Regions from separate parts of the Homo sapiens genome. Here region 1 is linked to region 2. Evidence: read pairs that join two places in POLR2A ChIA-PET (ENCODE). Cell type or tissue: Panc1. All regions are shown on one strand. Links, peaks and the distances in the headings refer to the core of each region. The heading gives the core; the rest is flanking DNA.

Evidence for each region. Peaks named below come from ENCODE experiments on the same cell type or tissue, not always from the same donor. Only the 100,000 strongest peaks of a DNase experiment are listed, where the experiment ranks them.
Region 1: POLR2A ChIA-PET joins it to region 2 with 10 read pairs; 4 of 35 experiments call an interaction of 5 or more read pairs at or near these places.

What each region holds. Positions count from the first base shown.
Region 1 is chr6:43,149,321-43,152,223 of GRCh38, forward strand. All of the region lies in intron 17 of PTK7 (protein tyrosine kinase 7 (inactive)), which reads left to right. Among named protein-coding and RNA genes, the nearest start is that of SRF, 20 kb to the right of the region's middle. In Panc1, for the core only: no CTCF peak of the experiment used is centred there; no DNase peak of the experiment used is centred there; H3K4me3 peaks cover 717 bases; H3K27ac peaks cover 382 bases.
Region 2 is chr6:43,495,303-43,498,205 of GRCh38, forward strand. TJAP1 (tight junction associated protein 1) reads left to right here. Exons shown (of 11, transcript NM_001350562.2): 3 at 2,579-2,675. Among named protein-coding and RNA genes, the nearest start is that of LRRC73, 14 kb to the right of the region's middle. RefSeq lists a silencer at 1,527-1,576. In Panc1, for the core only: CTCF peaks have their summits at 1,540 and 1,750; no DNase peak of the experiment used is centred there.

The DNA of each region.
Region 1 (2,903 bases), core at 221-2,720, 350 kb before region 2:
GAGATCTTGCCACTGCACTCCAGCCTGGGCAACAGGAGTCAAACCCTGTCTCAAAAGAAAAAAAAAAGATTTCTGGACCATGACTCAGAATGAGGGAATTAGAGTATTTGAGAGTGAGGTCTAAAGATGTGAATTTTTCAAACAAGCTCTCCAGCTGATTCCTAAGCTCATTAAAGTTCAAGGAGCCCTGGTGGAGACTAGTAGCTTTGAAATGCTTTTTGATTATAATCCCTTTTAGGAAATGCATTTTAAGCTGGTGCAGCAGTATGTGCCTGTAATCCCAGCTACTTGGAAGGCTGAGGCCAGAGGATCCCTTGGGCCCAGGAGTGAGGCCAGCCTGAGTGACATAGCAAGACCTGCATCACTTAGCAACAACAAAAAAGAAATGCATTTTACTCATGATCTGGTGTGCAGGCTCATATAACTAAAATTAAACTTTCACAATGTTGTGTTTGATGCACTTGATGTTTTCTATCCTGTCCTCTTTTTATTTATTTTTATTTTTTGTAGAAATGGGGGTCTCGCCATGTTGTCCAGGCTGGTCTTGAACTTAAGTATTCTAGGGAGGTGGAGTGGTAGGCAGGGTGTTCCCTGGCCAGCTAGAGTTGGCACCAAAGTGCCATATTGGGTGTGAGTGGGCTGAGGGGAGCCTCAGGAGGATTTTAAGAGAGCAGTGAGTTAGTGACAGAAATCAAAGACATGGGTCCTGGGTGTTGGCATAATGGTAGGTAATGCCTTTTAGAGTAGCTGATAAGATGATATCAGAGAGCTGTAATCTGTGATTGCTTCATGGATCACTTGTGAACTAATGATGTGATGAGAAGCAGGATCAGCTTAGCACACCTGGTGGACCATGCTTTATGCAGTCAGATGCCGTGGCAGGAAACAGAAGGCCTCTTGTGAGATCTCATAGCATCACAGTGGGTTAGCCAGAACATGGGCAAACCCCTGGGGTGTTAAAATTGGAAAGGAAGGAGTGGGTCTGATCTTTACCAAAGAACGGGTCTTTTATAACAGTATTTGAGAATTACTCCAGTGGCTATCTGATGGCATCTTGCCCAGCATAAAGGAAACACCGAATTGGCTTGAGTCTAACAGAATTCCCTTTTACTGCCCTTGCTTTCCGGAAGCACCACCTCTCTGGAAAGATAGCAAGTCAGTTACCATGCCAAGTCCACCTTCTTCTGTTTACCTTGACTAGCAGCAGATTGTTTAACTTGTGAGCCAGATCAGAGAGAGCAGGCCAAGGGGACTCACAAGTCTGATGAGGGCACGTTACCAAAACCTTTGCCTGCCGCTTACAGAGAATCAAGCAAGGTTGGACAATGCCCTGGGATTTTGAAGCCTGAAGTGGAGTTGGCTCTGTTTATGATGGCCACTGAAGCAGCCTGGCCCCTTTACCACCAGTGCACCTGAGGCATTCTGAGGACGGTGCTGCAGGGGTTATTTTAGGGATGTAGACTCAGCTTTTTTTTTTTTTTTTTTTTTTTTTTTTTCCCGAGACAGAGTCTCGCTCTGTCTCTGTCACTCAGGCTGGGTTGCAGTGGCACCATCTCGGCTCACTGCAGCCTCCGCCTCCCAAGTAGCTGGGATCGCTCTTCAAGCGATTCTCCTGCCTTAGCCTCCCGAGTAGCTGGGATTACAGGAGCCCGCCACCACACCCAACTAATTTTTGTATTTTTAGCAGGGATGAGGTTTCACCATATTGGCCAGGCTGGTCTTGAACTCCTGACCTTGTGATCCACCCACCTTGGTCTCCCAGAGTGCTGGGAATATAGGTGTGAGCCACTGTGCCCAGCCAGACTCTGCTTTTTCATGGAAACCCCAGTGTACTTCCCTGTACCCAGAGAAGAGAGGCCCAGTAATCCTGACATGCCATCCACCTGCCTTCTTTTTTTTTTTTTTCTTGAGACCGAGTCTCGCTCTGTCGCCCAAGCTGGAGTGCAGTGGCAGTGATCTCTGCTCACTGCAAGCTCCGCCTCCCGGGTTCACGCCATTCTCCTGCCTCAGCCTCCCGAGTAGCTGGGACCACAGGCGCCCACTACCACGCCCGGCCAATTTTTTTGTATTTTTAGTAGAGGTGGGGTTTCACCGTGTTAGCCAAGATGGTCTCAATCTCCTGTCCTCGTGATCCGCCCGCCTCAGCCTCCCAAAGTGCTGGGATTACAGGCGTGAGGCACCGCGCCCAAGCCCCGTTTTTTTGTTTGTTTTTTGTTTTTTTTTTTTTTCGGAGACGGAGTCTCACTCCGTCGCCAGGCTGGAGTGTGGTGGCGCGATCTCGGCTCACTGCAAGCTCCGCCTCCCGGGTTGACGCCATTATCCTGCCTCAGCCTCCCGAGTAGAGTAGCTGGGACTACAGGCGCCCGCCACCATGCCCGGCTAATTTTTTTGTATTTTTAGTGGAGACGGGGTTTGACCAAGTTGGCCAGGATGGACACAATCTCCTGACCTCGTGATCCGCCCGCCTCGGCCTCCCAAAGTGCTGGGATTACAGGCGTGAGCCACCGCGCCCAGCCCCCCCGCCCCCCGCCTTTTTTTTTATTTGAGGCAGTCTCGCTCTGTCGCCCAGGCTGGAGTGCAGTGGCGGGATCTCGGCTCACTGCAAGCTCCGCCTCCCGGGTTCACGCCATTCACCTGCCTGAACCTCCCGAGTAGCTGGGACTACAGGCACCCACCACAAAGCCCGACTAATTTTTTGTATTTTTTTTAGTAGAGACGGGGTTTCATCATGTTAGCCAGGATGGTCTCGATTTCCTGACCTTGTGATCCACCCGCCTCGGCCTCCCAAAGTGAGCCACCGCTCAAAGACGTGAGCCACTGCGCCCAGCCCACCCGCCCTCTTCTTTAACCTTCCTCACTGGTTACACATTTAGTTGAAAGCTATCCTGAGATTTTATGTCTTC
Region 2 (2,903 bases), core at 176-2,675:
CACACCTTCCTTGCCTCCAGTCAAGGACTGTGGGCTGCCAGGCCCGTTGTATTCCTGTTCATTGCTGGAACTGTGGGCCCCTAATGGGCTGGATCTGGGGCACTCAGCAGATTTCAGAAGTTGGAGCTAGGGCCTGGGTGTTGGGCACACCCTGTGTTTATGGACACAGGGCAGGAAGTGGTTGGTACACATCTCCCTCGCAGCCTGGTGTTGAGGAACACCATGGGCCCCCTGGTGGATTGTCTTCCCAGTGGGCATTGCCTTCTGCTTCCTTAGTTGGGAGTGGTTTCCCATACCTGTAACTCTGACATGCGTGGAAAGAATAGGCTCTGGCAGAGAGAATAACCTCCCATCACAACCACCCCCATCCCCAGAGAGTCTGTCTGCATTTACTGCCTGTCCCACTGCCAGCTACCTTCTCAGGATACTCCTTGCCTAGCAAGCCAGATCGCCTCTGGCCATGGAAGCCCTGGGGATAAATACATGCTGTAGGGCCAGGGAGTGGGGCTTGAGGTCAGGGTGAGGCAGGAGGAGCTAGAGGATGTGTGGCAACTAGAGCCAGGGCTGCAGGGTGTGGAGTGAAGCAGCCTTCCCTACAGGATTGCTGGACACCCAAGTGCGTTTGTGTCCTCCCTGCCTGCCTGCCGTTCATGCAGGTGTTTCGGTACCAAGAGGACAGCACAGGCCTTGCCAGGAATAGGGACAAGGGAGTACAGAGGAATAGAGGAGGGGCACACAAAGGGGCCTGCAGAGAGAAAGGGCTTCCTGAGATGACTGGGGAGCACATGGGGGAAGGGAGCTGGGACCTGGACCCTCTGTAGAGAAGGGGAAAGGCAGAGACCAACTCTCTGAGCTGCCCCTTTACTTTGTAGAAGCTCTTGACTGCTCGCATCTCTCACTCTTCCATCTCTGGCCATACCCTGTTTTCCAACTCACGCACCCCACACATTTACCCTCTGAGTATCAGAATCCACATACCCAGGTGGGTTTAGGACTTTCTAGGCCTCTCCCTCAGGCCATAGGAGCACCCACCCCGGGCTCCTCTGGAGGGGCAGCCCCAAGGAACCTGTTGGGGTAACTTGTTTGCTCCCCACACCCCGGGAATGTGCCGTCCTTTCAGGCCCGCCCACCCGGATTCCTGTGCAGGGAGTCAGCCGACACAGCATGTTGCATGTGCCCTGTGGGGACACGTTCTGCCTCCTGTCAGGGGGAGGAGGCTGGCGGCCGTGCCTGTGCTGCCGCACCTCAGCTCCCCACCGAACCCCAAACCAGGGCCCAGGCTGTCCAGACAGAGGAGGGAGACCACTCCTGCTTCCCCACCCTCCCTACCCTCTCACCATTCTCCCTGCCCCGGGCCCTGTTGGAATGTGACAGGAGTCATGGCCAGGGCATGTCCCGACAGTGGGAACACATGCTTTAGCCCGCAAGGCTTCCCTCAACCTCCAGCTCTGTTTAGGTTGATGGGGGCGGGAAGAGATTGTTTTTTCTGCCCAGAAGGCCACCTGAGGTTACTGCCTGATCACTGGTGGCTGCTGCCCCCGTGCTGCAACCCAGCTAATTACAGGTGGGGGCCAGGGAGGGGTGTGCACCCATCTCTGAACCTCAGGAGGCCGGAGGGGCTCTCACAGGTCACTCAGTCCAGCCACCTCTGTGTAGATAAGGAACTGAGCTATCCAGTGAGGAAGGGCATTACACAGGGCCCCACAGTGTCAGTGCTGAGCCTGGAGCCCAGGTGTCTCCAACTCCCCCGACTGGGGTTTTCTTCACGAGTGTTCCTCAGCCTTGGCACTCTGGATATTTTCTATTGGGAATCATTTGTGGTGGGAGTTGCCCTATGGTTGTGGGATGACCAAAGCATCCCCGGCTTCTACCCACTAGGTGCCAGTGGCACTCCTTCCCTCCAGGTTTCGACAACCAAAAATGTCTCCAGACACTTGCCAGACGTCCCTGGGGAAGGAGAGTGGGCGCCAGACGTCCCTGGGGAAGGAGGGTGGACAGAGTTGCCTGGTTGAGAGCTACTGCTCTGTGTTGCTCCCTTTTCAGATTTCTTCTCCTAGCCCTATGCCTCCTCATTGCAAAGGCCGGTGACCATCATTATACACCAAATAGCCTTGGGCCTCCTTCTGGAAATGCTAGGTGCTCTCTTTCCATCATTTTCTCTATCTTCTTGGATCTCTGTGAGGCTTTTTCCTGGTGTTCTCATTTGTAACCCATGTTCCCCAAATCTCTTAGTTGTTTCCAAACTCTGAGAGGCTTGGGAGATGAGGACCGATGTGGAGTAGGGACAGGACGGAACCGGACCTATTCCAGAATTGGGCAATGTGCTGAGACCATGAACACACAGACACATGTATCTCATCTGGGCCTGTGACAGTACTGTCATGGAGAAAGGCAGGAACCCAGTGCTTCCAGTCATCTGCCTCCAGCCGCTTTCCCCTCAGGCCCTCTGTTTCATGGCCTTCCTGCCGTGGTTCTCCCTGGGGGGCCTTCCAGGTCCCAGACTGGGCAGCAGGCCTGTAGCACTGACAGACAGGCGGCTGACACCTGGTTTCCACTTTCTTCCCTTCTCTGGTTTCAGGAGCTGTGGCTAAAGGAAGTGGAGGGGCCGTGGGATGCGGAGAGCCGAGGGCTAACTCCCGGACAGCGGAACAGAGAGAGCTGCCGACAAACAGACGGTATGTCCCTGATGAGGCCTGTGCCCTCAGCCTGGCTCTCTTCTGGGGAGGGGCAGGTGAGGGGGCAGCCAAGTGTTCTCTCTCGGCGGGGGCTGGTGAAAAGAGTGGTGGAGGCCACAGGGGTTTGGTCATCAGTGGCTGAGGCCAGAGAGCTCTCTTGGGCCTTGAGACTCCCACTGGGGATCCTGGATTGTATCCCCAAACTCACATTTTTGGTTATGATTTTTT